Linked DNA regions of Homo sapiens: regions 2 and 3 are each linked to region 1. A link is a contact called in ENCODE Hi-C data. All regions are on one chromosome and are shown on one strand. Each heading gives the region's core, a stretch centred on a gene start or an enhancer-like site at or near the end of the contact. The rest is flanking DNA. Distances are from core to core; before and after follow the strand shown.

Region 1 (3,800 bases), core at 961-3,460:
AAAATATCTCATTAATAATTTGTTATATTGATGATATGATGAAATGACAATATTTTGGATATTGGGTTAAATAAAAATATCACGAAATTTTATCTTGCTAGTTTATTTTTACTTTTGTTTAATGTAACCACTAGAAAATTTAAAGTTACTTCTGTGGCTTGAATTTGTGCCTTGCATTATATATCTATTGGACAGTGATGGTAGCCTAGTTGTTCTGAAATGGGGGCAATTTAGCCCCAAAGGGGATATTTGGTAGTCACAAGTGAGGGAAGATGTTTTATTGGCATCTAGTTGGTAGAGGCCTGGGATGTTTACTAAAACATCTTATAACGTACAGGACAGCCTTCCCCCCATAACAAAGAATTGCCTACTAAAAATGTAATAGTACCAATGTTGAGAAACCGTGGTCTGCAGAAATTGATTAATACAATTTCAAAAGACCTTAATGTGAATAAGTAAATAATCTACACATCTATATCTCTGTAAAGGAATATATATAATCTAGTAATCTATAATCAATACATTGCTATCTGCAACATAAAGGACCTGGGGCCAGACGCATCCCAGGCATGGCGCATGAAACAAAGAACATGGAAGAAGAGAAGAGAATTCGGAGCAGACCAGCTCAGGCCACTTTTTCGGACTCTGACAGTGATGTGTCACCAGCATGTCAGTGAGGAAGAACTGAGGTGCTCTCAGACAATTAATCAGTGGCTTATACCTTGTGGCACACACTCCTGAGTTTGAGGAGTCACCACAAATATACACAACAAATCTCATTAAGTCCTATGTTAAGGGCCTTGTAGTTACCATTCAGATTAGTTGGTACCTTCCATCATAAAGATGTTGAAGTTCAAACTGAACAAAGTTAAGACAGTAATTCATTTCAATGAAGTTTATTTCTGCCTGAGCATAACATGTGTTTTAAAAAAGTTGAGAAATTGGCTAAAGGCGGTCCTGACCCTGTAACACCCTGGGAATTGCTTTTCTTTTGAAGGTGTGCCCGATTTCAACTGGTTTATTTGCCATGTGCTTTTTCTTATTCCAAGGTAATAAAGAGTTCTGATTATTTCAGCTTTCTTGTTGCTTGAGTTTTAGCACAGAGTTGTGACTGTAGTTGGATTTGATGCACTAAGTATTTAGAATTGTTGGATCAAAGGTTTTGGGAACTTTGGCTAAGTATTTGGAACTGCTACTTCTCTGTTTCAGTCTTTATTTAAGGAGAAGCACAGTGCTTATCACTGAAGTTCTTCACAAATAACTGCAGAAAAATACGTTTCCTTATTTCGTGCCCAGGGATGGAAATCTCTATTCCTCCTCCACTCCACACTATCTCATTCTGAAAATTATCCTTCTTTGAATGTCCAGTCCTGCCACTCCTCTTCCCTTAACTTCTTCTCAAAGCACAACTGTTGCTTTGAGATTTAGCTAAATAAAGCTTTCCCATTCGTGCATTTGCATTTTTATTTCCAGGGCACCTTGGGTTATTTCTTAAACAGGCAGAAGGTGGTGTTCTTTTAAACTCACAATCTCTAAAATTGAGGCACAAATAAGGCTCCACTTGGAAGTGAAAATAAATTGGTTAGTGATTGGTGAAAGAAAATTATCTTGTTATAGAAACCACTTAAGGAAGACCAGGATTGGTCTGCAAATAGTGTGCTACATCATTCAACCACAGGAAGAGAAAAAGGAAACCACATCACTTTACATAACGTTAGTACCTCATATAACCTTCCAGGCCCTCCTCCTCTAGCCAGATTCATCATCTGCCTTTAAAGGATAATAATTTTCTGGAGTAAGACATATCTAGGAAAAGTATACTTTGGATAAAAATAAACGTAACTAATTTATATTCTATGTGCTATATAGCTATGTTTTAGAGCAGAGGGAATACTGGATTGAGTTGGAAGAGTTCACAAGTATTCCAGCTCTCTTTCTGGATAACATTGCCTTCTTTCACCTTTTTAAATTTAGACATGACCACATGAATGGCTTTGACTAATGAAATATGAGCAGAAGTGAGACACATCGCTTTGAGTCAGCTTTGAGAGGAACTGATCATGGCAATATGCACCACTCTAGAACTTTGAGGTACTTAGATCATCAGAGGCCCTCTGCAGACCCACTTTGCATATGCGGTGGGAAACGTTAAGTCACAGAGGTTTGGGGTTTTTCTTTATTGTGGCATATCCTAGCCTGTCCTGAGTAATCCAACACATCCCTTGATATCTAGTATCTTATTTTTGCCTCCTGTGCCTTTTCCCAAATACTACATACTTCCTGTCAACCTAACATGGGAGACAGAATTTAATAAACACACTTGAAAGTGATCATTTCAAAGAGAAAATACATTTAAAGCACAGAGAGCAGCATCAAGAAAAGAGTGATCGTATGTCAGCAGCCGTTTTGGTGGCCATTGCGGGTGTATGGTTTCTGTTTTGCTTTCACAGAGCCTTTCACCATGTTGAATATGACCATCTGCTCCACTTTTTTTTTTGAGACAGAGTCTCACTTTGTCACCAGGCTGGAGTGCAGTGGCGCGATCTTGTCTCACTGCAACCTCTGCCTCCCGGGTTCAAGCGATTCTCCTGCCTCAGCCTCCTGAGTAGCTGGGATTACAGGCGCACCACCACGCCCAGCTAATTTTTATATTTTTTGTAGAGATGGGGTTTCAGCATGTGGGCCAGGGTGGTCTCGATCTCTTGACCTTGTGATCCGCCTGCCTCGGCCTCCCAAAGTGCTGGGATTACAGGCATGAGCCACTGCACCCGGCCTCTGCTCCACTTTTTATCCATGCCAGTTCAAAACTGTAACCGCAGAATAATTTTTAATGAGCAATTTTTCCATGCCCTGGCTTTGGTTGCAGGCAGTTCTCCATTATGTTTGATGTTTGTGGTCCTTATTGGACTGTATTAGAATGGAGACTAACAACTCGGAGAACACCTGCAGTGTCTGAGACTCTGGATCCAACTTTTCCATGCACTTTTTTTTTCAGTTTGTGTGCTAACCACAAGCATGCAGGCATGAAGGATGAATACTAATCAAAAGGGAAAACTGAGTTGGTTATGGCAATGTCTCAGCTGGAAATTCCTCTTGCCACCAGGGCATGTGTCGAACACATGACTATTGCTGGTGGTGGCAGATGCTGTGCACCAGCTGCCTACCAGTCACTTGAAAGTTCATTTATTTATTTTTTTGGTTTCCACTTAATTTGCTATTTTATCAAAATGAAATGTGTACATAATTTTTAAAAATCAAACAATTCTACAAGCCCTATAATGAAAAATTACAGCCCACCGCTGCAATCCCTCCTGACCCTTCGTTTCTACTCCTTGGATTATCCACTTAAAAATCTCATCACTGTTTTTGTTTCCATGTGTCTAACTAACATGCGACTACTGTGTGGCATCATTTTTTAGATATAAATAGATACATTAGGCCGGGCGTGGTGGCTCACGACTGTAATTCCACCACTTTGGGAGGCCAAGGCGGGTGGATCACCTGATGTCAGGAGTTTGAGACCAGCCTGACCAACATGGTGAAACTCTGTCTCTACTAAAAATACACAAATTAGCCGTGTGCCTGTAATCCTAGCTACTCGGGAGGCTGAGGCAGGAGAATTGCTTGAACCCGGGAGGCGGAGGTTGCAGTGAGCTAAGATGGCGCCATTGCATTCAGCCTGGGCAACAGAATGACACTCTGTCTCAAAAAAAAAAAAAAAAAGTATTGATTTTCCATTGCAAAACACAAAAACTTGGCTTTATTGCATTATCACCTTTTCTACACACACACACACATAT
Region 2 (3,800 bases), core at 852-3,351, 420 kb after region 1:
AAGCATGTTACTGATAATATTTTCTTTTTTGCATTGGCTTCTAAAAATCTGTGATGAAATATGAAGTCTAATAAGTGTATGAGGCTGGAGGACATGTATTTTTGATGGTAATCTTATCATTGTAATCATCTCATTTTTCCTACATTAATTGTGCCCTTTCTCTTGATTTCTTCAACCAATTTCTTTTTTTTTTAAGAGATGGGGTTTCACTACATTGCCCAGGCTGGTCTTGAGTTCCTGGGCTCAAGCAATCTGCTCGCCTCAGCCTCCCAAAGTGCTGGGATTACAGGTGTGAGCCACCATGCCTGGCCTCTTCAGCTGCATTTTTAAAAATCTTAACCTCTTACATGTCTGTCTGTGAAATGCTTCCATTCCTGTGCATGGGTATAAATAAATAAATTCTATTAATAGGTCAACATTGCACAGGCACATGTCACCTATAAAACCATTCTATACTTTGTCCTAGAAAATTGCTTCTAATATTTATACTATTGACTCATCTCTAAAGTGAACCCTCATCTCATAATAGTAAGTGTAACCTAACAGATGTTAATGTGAGATGCAAGAAAATAGGTATTTCTCATTATTTTCTTGGCTAAAATATAATTGCCAAAATCTTTCATTATTTTACTCTCTATCATATATTTATTTACAAATTAATAACAAAGGAAATGGTACACATTAAAATTCATGAAACTTTCTTCAGCCAAGGACAGTTTCCCCTCATTTGATGACATTATGTAAACCAAAGAAAAACAACTGTAATGTTCCTTTCCCAGGTCACACCATGTGAGTAACTAACGTACCCACTAAAGTGAATGGCACAATAGAAAATGATGAAAGGGCCATGAAAAAGCTAAATGGATATGATCTATAGTAAATAAAAATATATTGTGCCATTCTGTTTATTGTTTCTATTCTCAGTGAAAGTTTGCACACTGTTCTAAGATAAATGAAAACCACATTGGAAAGTAAAATAAAAATCAGGAAGAATTTTAGCAGACATTCTCTAGAAGACAAAATAGTCATTAGAAAATGGAACCATCCACAACTGAGAAGCATATCATTTAATGATTTGGAGACTTTCAAAATTATAAAAGGAAAGCGATAAGTGTACAATGTTTGACAGGGGTATGGAAAAAAAAAGCCGCTTGACTTATGTACTTAAAGGACTTGAGCTTTCTGGCTTTCCATACCAAAAACTAATTTACAGAAAGAACACAAAGGCAATTCATATCAAAACACTGCCCTCAAAGTCTCCTGAGACTCTGAGCCAGGTACTAACAGGAAGTGTAAGGTTATAGTCACCTTGGATCACCTTCTCAAGTTCAGACCTTCAGAGTACCTCATCACTAAATTAAGGTATCCTTAAATCTGACCTGCTGAAACAAGCATACCTATATGTGGACTTTAAATCACCTCGGAGTAAATAAATTTAAGCTAGTATCCAAGGGGTAACATGTTTCCATTTGCATGTGTGGACAAACTTTAAATAAAAATAAATTGTTACTACTAATGTTCAAAGGCTAATGGTAAAAAAAAAAAATTATCAATTGAGAAACATTTATCTTCAAACTTAAAAAAAAAACTTACATTAAGCAAACTGCTAATGTTTTTCCTACATTTATCCTCATGCCTTCAACTTTAGATCACTCTTCCAACCAGTATTTAACCTGAATGATCTCATCAAAAGGTAACAAGGATGATTAATGCTGATGCAATGTAATTCCTGCCCTGCCCTAGCCTAAAATATATTGGACAATATGAGTTCTCTGTGAACAGCATTAAGTGCTGTACAGATATGGATTACGGTACAGTGAATAGTAACGCACTTCCTGTTAAACATCACCAACAAAAGTTAGAAATGAATAGAAAGTACACAAAGCACATACTATATTGGCAGTTCCTCAGGCCTGTGGCTAGAAACCCACTGATGCGCATGACAGGGATGAAGAGACTGAAGTCTGAGCACAGTAAAAGTCACAAAGAGCCTCCCAGCCAGGCCGTGGAGTCTGCAGTGAGCTCAGGGAGGGAGACCGTGACCAGAAGGGCCATCCCCCTTCCCTCCTCACACACAAAAGGAGCAGAGTTTACTGGTAATGGTTTACAGCTAAGCCAGCTGACCCAAACTGTTGTCAAGTCTAAGCATGAGTCAAGCTCTCTTGACAACTTAAATCAACAGTTTGGGTGCAGTCAACCCGCCACTTAGCTGAGTTCCTGCCACAATCTATTGTTTAGAATTAACTGAAACTGATTACATCTCTCAGGACTCTGGGCAGCAGCCAATCCATGAGCGTTTTGAAGATAATTTACCCCCTGCACTGCAAATAATGCTCAAAGTTAACTCTATGGCTAGGCGTGAACCTGTAGAACAACTTGGGACAAATGTTATGTTTATTTATTTATAACCAAACAGTGGAATGAGTTAAGGTTTAACACTATCTGAAGATTAGAGAACTAATTCTGATTTTTAAATGTAACTTAATTTCATACCTCGGGACCTGCAAAGTAGGAGGCCATGCTGGGGGCCACTATCATTCCAAATCCTTGTAGCTTTGCTAAAATATGTTGGTGGGTCAGCCTTCTGCCCAGCTACCGTTGCTGAAATTCCTTCCAAAACAAGATCTCAAACATTGGCCCTTCAGAGTTCCTGACCTATTCTGTTGTTTCTTCTTTTGCTTTAAGACATTAAATACCCCAGCCAAAGGTAAATTATATTTAAGAAAGATAAGTTCCCACGCATTATCAACCAACAACACTTCAAAGACAATGACTTCATACAAAACTAACCACCAGCAACAAGGACCATAAGGTGTCCCAGGAAAGTAGACATTTATTAGAGAAGCAACTGAAATGTCCGGACGGATGGCACTATGGGGGTTGAATTAGTGTGTGGGGTGCTACCTTAGGTGAGGTAAATAAAGAAAGGTGTACAAATGGTGACGAAAACTCTGGTTTTGAAAAAATGTATCTTTAATTTCAACTTTGACAACCCCAAAGGATGGCATCGTTCTTAGAGACATTAGTTGATATCAATTAATATGTAACTATTACATATTTACCCTCTGCTTTCTCAATCTTTTGGGTGAGTTCTGCCCACTGAACTGTACGTTCAACTTAGGGGCATTTTATTAAAAAAGCTGTAGAAAGAAAATAAAATATTTTCAATGTTTTTTTTCCTTCATATTTTTGTGTGCATTTTAGATTAAATGGGCTGTCTTTCACTTAATCTGCAACAAATTCTTGTCTTTATTTTTTAGGTATCATTTATTGATTGTGTTCTGTATTGTGGTTGTTTTGTTATTAATATTGCTTTGAATACATAAAAAAGTAGCAGCAATCATTTAAGGAGTGCCTACCAGGGACTGTATTAAGCCCATCTTAACACATATTATCTCAATTCTCAAAAAAAACCTTAAAGAAAGGATGTAATTATCCTCATTTTTACAGAAAAGCAAATCAAGGTAAGAGAAGTTAAGTAATTTGGTCCACATACCACAAAGATAGGATTTAGTCTATCTATCTAATCTGTATATCAGTTTAACTGGCCCTATGCCTGTGCTCTCAATTACTGGACTACATTAAATTTTCTATCATCAGTATTGTGATTTTGATTACTCCCATACAGTTCTTGCTTGGAAGAAAATCCTGACAGTACCTCACTTCAGTATCTCTGTAACTAAGTGGCTGGGTTCATAAGATACTTGCTTTAGCATTCTTTCTCTGGCTCTTCATTCTTACTTACATAATAGTACCTGTGTCAGGTACCGTGGCACACACACACACATCTGTAATGCCAG
Region 3 (3,800 bases), core at 750-3,249, 330 kb after region 1:
AAAATGAAATTCTTCTAGTCTCAAGCAACATTTCTTAGTGCAAGAAATAAAGTATTTTCTAAGCCTTATTCTGGGTACACATTTTGCTCCTAGCTTTATTTGCTTTTTGCAACAGCATTTAAGAGAAAACCAACTGACCATTTACAACCTAAACAATGGCTTTGGGGTATGATTAAGAAATGCACCTGGGCTCACTCAAACAACACGTTTGTTTAACCTGGTGACTTTCCTGTGTCTGGGGTCAGGCAGGAGCAATCTTGGTTGGGGGAAGGAAAGAAGAGCAAATACAACTGACTCACTGAGAACAAAATGGTTGCACTAACTACCCTTTGTAATTACAACTGTTTTAACAGTTTCTAGTAGGCAAAGCTGTCATTTAAGTGACCCACTATAATTTGGGATGAAACCCGAAGGAAATTTTGCCAAGTTTAGAATAGGAGTTGCATTTCTGAGTTTACTCAGCATGATGAATCCACTAAAATGCTGACTATTCTTTTTTTGGCATAAACTTACGTCAAGGGGAAAATGAACATTAAAATGAATATAGCTAGAGAGGCAAACCGTCACAACATTCACTCCCAGGAGCAGACCATAGTTTATTTTACTTTTTGTATCTTTCTATTATGAAACATTTCAATCATATAGAAAAATGCAGAATAAAATAATGAACACCCCCCAAACATCATTTAGTTTTGATAATCACCAACACATGGGCAATCTTATTTTATTGTACCCTATCCACTCTGCTCTTTGAAATTATTTTAAAAAAAAATGTTCTTTTAGAGACGGGGTCTTGCTCTGTTGCCCAGGCTGAAGTAAAATGGTGCAGTCATAGCTCACAGTAACTTGAAATCCGGGGCTCAAGTGATCCTCCTGCCTAAACCTGTCCCCGGTAGCTAGGACTACAGGTGTGCAATACCATGCCTGGCTAATTTTTAATTTTTATTTTTTTTAAATAGAGACAGAGTTTCACAATGTTGCTCAGGCTGGTCTCAAACTCCTGCGCTCAAGTGATCCTCCAGCTTCAGACTCCCAGAGTGCTGGGATTACCGGCATAAGCCAATACACCAGCCTGCATTAAAGCAAACCCCAAACAACTGATGTTGTATTTCATAAAAGCTTTCACTGACAATATATGTATATATTTTCATAAGGATCACGCCAGAAATCTCACTGAGCATGAGATGTCTAAACCAACTTTAACCACACCTTGTAAAACACTTTACACTAAAACCTATCTGCCTAGAAAACCAATTTGCTTGAATATAAGTGGGTAATTCAAATGACAAAATAACTTTAAACACAACCCTCTATTAATTCATGCGGGGAAAAATAGCAACATTCTCAGATTGGGAAAATAGTGCATGTTACTTTATCCCTATGGTTCTAGTCTTTGTGGACATTCCAATCAGTGAGAGACAATATTAAAAGTAACATGGATAGATTTGCCTGGATGGAACTTAGAAAAGTAGGTAAAGGCTACTAAGGAGGCCGGGAGCTGCCTGGAATAAAACTTTTCCATTTTCCTTCACTACTGTACATCCAGAATAAAACAGAATGGCAACAGACCAAAACTTAGGAGCTTCAAAAGGCACTCATCAAGCAGTCTAGCTATTTACAATAATTTATTACCAATCTTAAAGATCAAAAGGAACTCCATCAAGCATTTAGATTCAATTCCTCACTGCCTGATGACTAAGTTGTAGAGGAATGAAGGGAAGCCAAAATAATCTGAGGTGACTTTGATACAATGCCACAAAGGATATGAGGAGGAAGCCGGTAGAAGCTGCAAATGGCTAGGTTCCATTAAGAGTTCTAATAAAAGAAGAATGGAATTTCCCTTAACTGCGAATTTAAAAATGTTACAAGTGGGCGAAATTTAGACAAGCCAGGCAAAACCTCTGATTTGCCATCGCCTTTTTTGTTGTTGTTGTTAAATGTTAACTTTAGCCACTGCTGCACTTATGTTCATTAAGTGGCTTCATCTAAAAAAAAATGCAACACTACCTTCAGAAATCTGGCCAATCTCATTCCTTTTGCTGTTGTATTACTTATCAGCCTGCTCCTTCTGTCTGCATTGTCAGACCCTATTGGCTCTCTCAATCTCTTTCAAACAAATTGCTGCATTCTGCAATGTGACTGATTTAGCTTGAAAAATGTAACTTGGAATGATATAAGTTTTAGTATTACATATCACCATGGTCACATGAAGCATAAACATCTCTTTTACGAGTTTTTGGTGCTTAAGTCAATTGGTCACTATAGAAACACTAGAAGCTAGTGTTTCAAATTCTTTCAACTTCTATGAACTGGCACAATTTTTCCCTCCTGAATCCAGACATCTCTGTATTTTCAACTGAGGAAAGTAGTTTTCACACTACTTACTTTGGCTAGTTAAAAAATCCCTACCACATGTCTCCCTATAAATTCATAGATAAAGATTTAAGTTTATATTAGCATTTCAACTGTGCAAATTTTTTGTTTGCTTCTGAAATCACCTCGAATTAACAGATTTACTGGAATCCTACATGGTTTAGAAGTTTTGCACAAGTCTCTGAAACCTTGTAATCTATTTCCCCATGAAGATGTGGAGTTAAGCATTTTCTTAAAAATGGCTACATATTTTTTCTTTTTAAAAGAGTGCTTATCTTTTACAAATATATTGTAAAATACTTACAAGTGAAAAGATGTCTAGGAATTTTTCAAACATGAGGGATGGAGAAGGTAGGGTATAAATGACACAGACGGACTATGAATCTATGAAGCTGTGGGATGGGTACATGTGGGTCGTCACGTTATTTGGTCATTTTCTGTGTAGCAAAGCTCCAGGCAGTAGATATTTCAGACATGATGCTATGTACTAATTTTTATTAGGATTTTCATTTAGAAAAATAACTTTCTATCAGGAGGAATGAAGAATCAAGTTTTGCAGTCAGCATTTCAATTATCTTTACCAATCCAAAACCCAAGTTCCTCCAGTACAGTGTTTGGAAAGAAAAAACAAAAACCAACCAACCAAAATACACCCCAAAATGTGTCTTTTCACTGTCTTTGAGATTTCAGTGCCAATATGTAACTAGATTTCAATGTGAATAAAATATAATTATTATAGTTCAGAAATATAACATTTCTGTTTTCTTTAAAAGGGATAAAGAGCTAAAAAATTTAAATTGAAATATAAATGTAATTGGTAAGTGTATTTCAGAATCACCATATGTTGGTGAAAATTGTACTATACATTCGGAAAGACTTTAATACTTAATATGCTATTAACATGCTTCTCTTACCTTGTGATCATATGGACTGTAAGAATGAAACACCCGAGAAAGATCTTTTGTCCTTTGCTTTTTCTGTGAAAAAAAACAAAAAAAACAAAAAACCAACATACAAACAATTGAGTTGACAGCAGATAAAAAATATACATGTGTGTATATATCTCTACATACATAAAGTTTTTTTTTTTTTTTTTTAAGAGATTCTTCCTTTGTGGAGGCTGAGAAGACACAGGGGTGCAACTAAAAACCAAAGTCACTTTATGGTTATGTGGGTCATTATCACAGAGCAACCAGGTGACCTCTTCCTAGAAGATTTCATAACTAAAACACTAATCATCATCAAAAACTGTATTTGAAAATACATAACAGACTAAAATGAAGAAAACACTGAAAACGAAAGAAAATTTAATACACAGGGCACTTCCGATTTCATTGTAATACCAACTGCTGTTACTCAGAATTGGGCACAGACATGCATTCATTTAAACGATACACCTCCTTCAGGCTTCCTGGTTACAGCTTGGG

Evidence for each region. A loop is a pair of places that touch in the nucleus more often than their neighbours do. Pooled maps may share reads with other maps.
Region 2: a map of GM12878 shows a loop between it and region 1 (4-fold over the local background). The contact joins two enhancer-like sites. A Hi-C loop is called at or near these places in 1 of 168 maps with a recorded cell type or tissue (GM12878), 30 of 37 single-sample maps with no recorded cell type and 7 of 50 pooled maps.
Region 3: a loop to region 1 is called in a pooled map, with 2.4 times the contacts of the local background. The contact joins two enhancer-like sites. A Hi-C loop is called at or near these places in 2 of 37 single-sample maps with no recorded cell type and 3 of 50 pooled maps.

Annotation. Positions count from the first base shown.
Region 1 is chr6:21,437,026-21,440,825 of GRCh38, reverse strand. No RefSeq gene overlaps it. Among named protein-coding and RNA genes, the nearest start is that of LINC00581, 73 kb to the left of the region's middle. Within about 2 kb of position 2,210, at least 4 of the 41 ENCODE cell types and tissues checked have a DNase peak (open chromatin) inside an H3K27ac peak, as active enhancers do; they include GM12878, where a contact is called at or near this core.
Region 2 is chr6:21,020,877-21,024,676 of GRCh38, reverse strand. The region is part of intron 11 of CDKAL1 (CDKAL1 threonylcarbamoyladenosine tRNA methylthiotransferase); the gene reads right to left. Among named protein-coding and RNA genes, the nearest start is that of CDKAL1, 490 kb to the right of the region's middle. Within about 2 kb of position 2,101, at least 10 of the 41 ENCODE cell types and tissues checked have a DNase peak (open chromatin) inside an H3K27ac peak, as active enhancers do; they include GM12878, where a contact is called at or near this core.
Region 3 is chr6:21,107,951-21,111,750 of GRCh38, reverse strand. CDKAL1 (CDKAL1 threonylcarbamoyladenosine tRNA methylthiotransferase) reads right to left here. Exons shown (of 16, transcript NM_017774.3): 13 at 3,288-3,350. Among named protein-coding and RNA genes, the nearest start is that of LINC00581, 400 kb to the left of the region's middle. Within about 2 kb of position 1,999, at least 5 of the 41 ENCODE cell types and tissues checked have a DNase peak (open chromatin) inside an H3K27ac peak, as active enhancers do.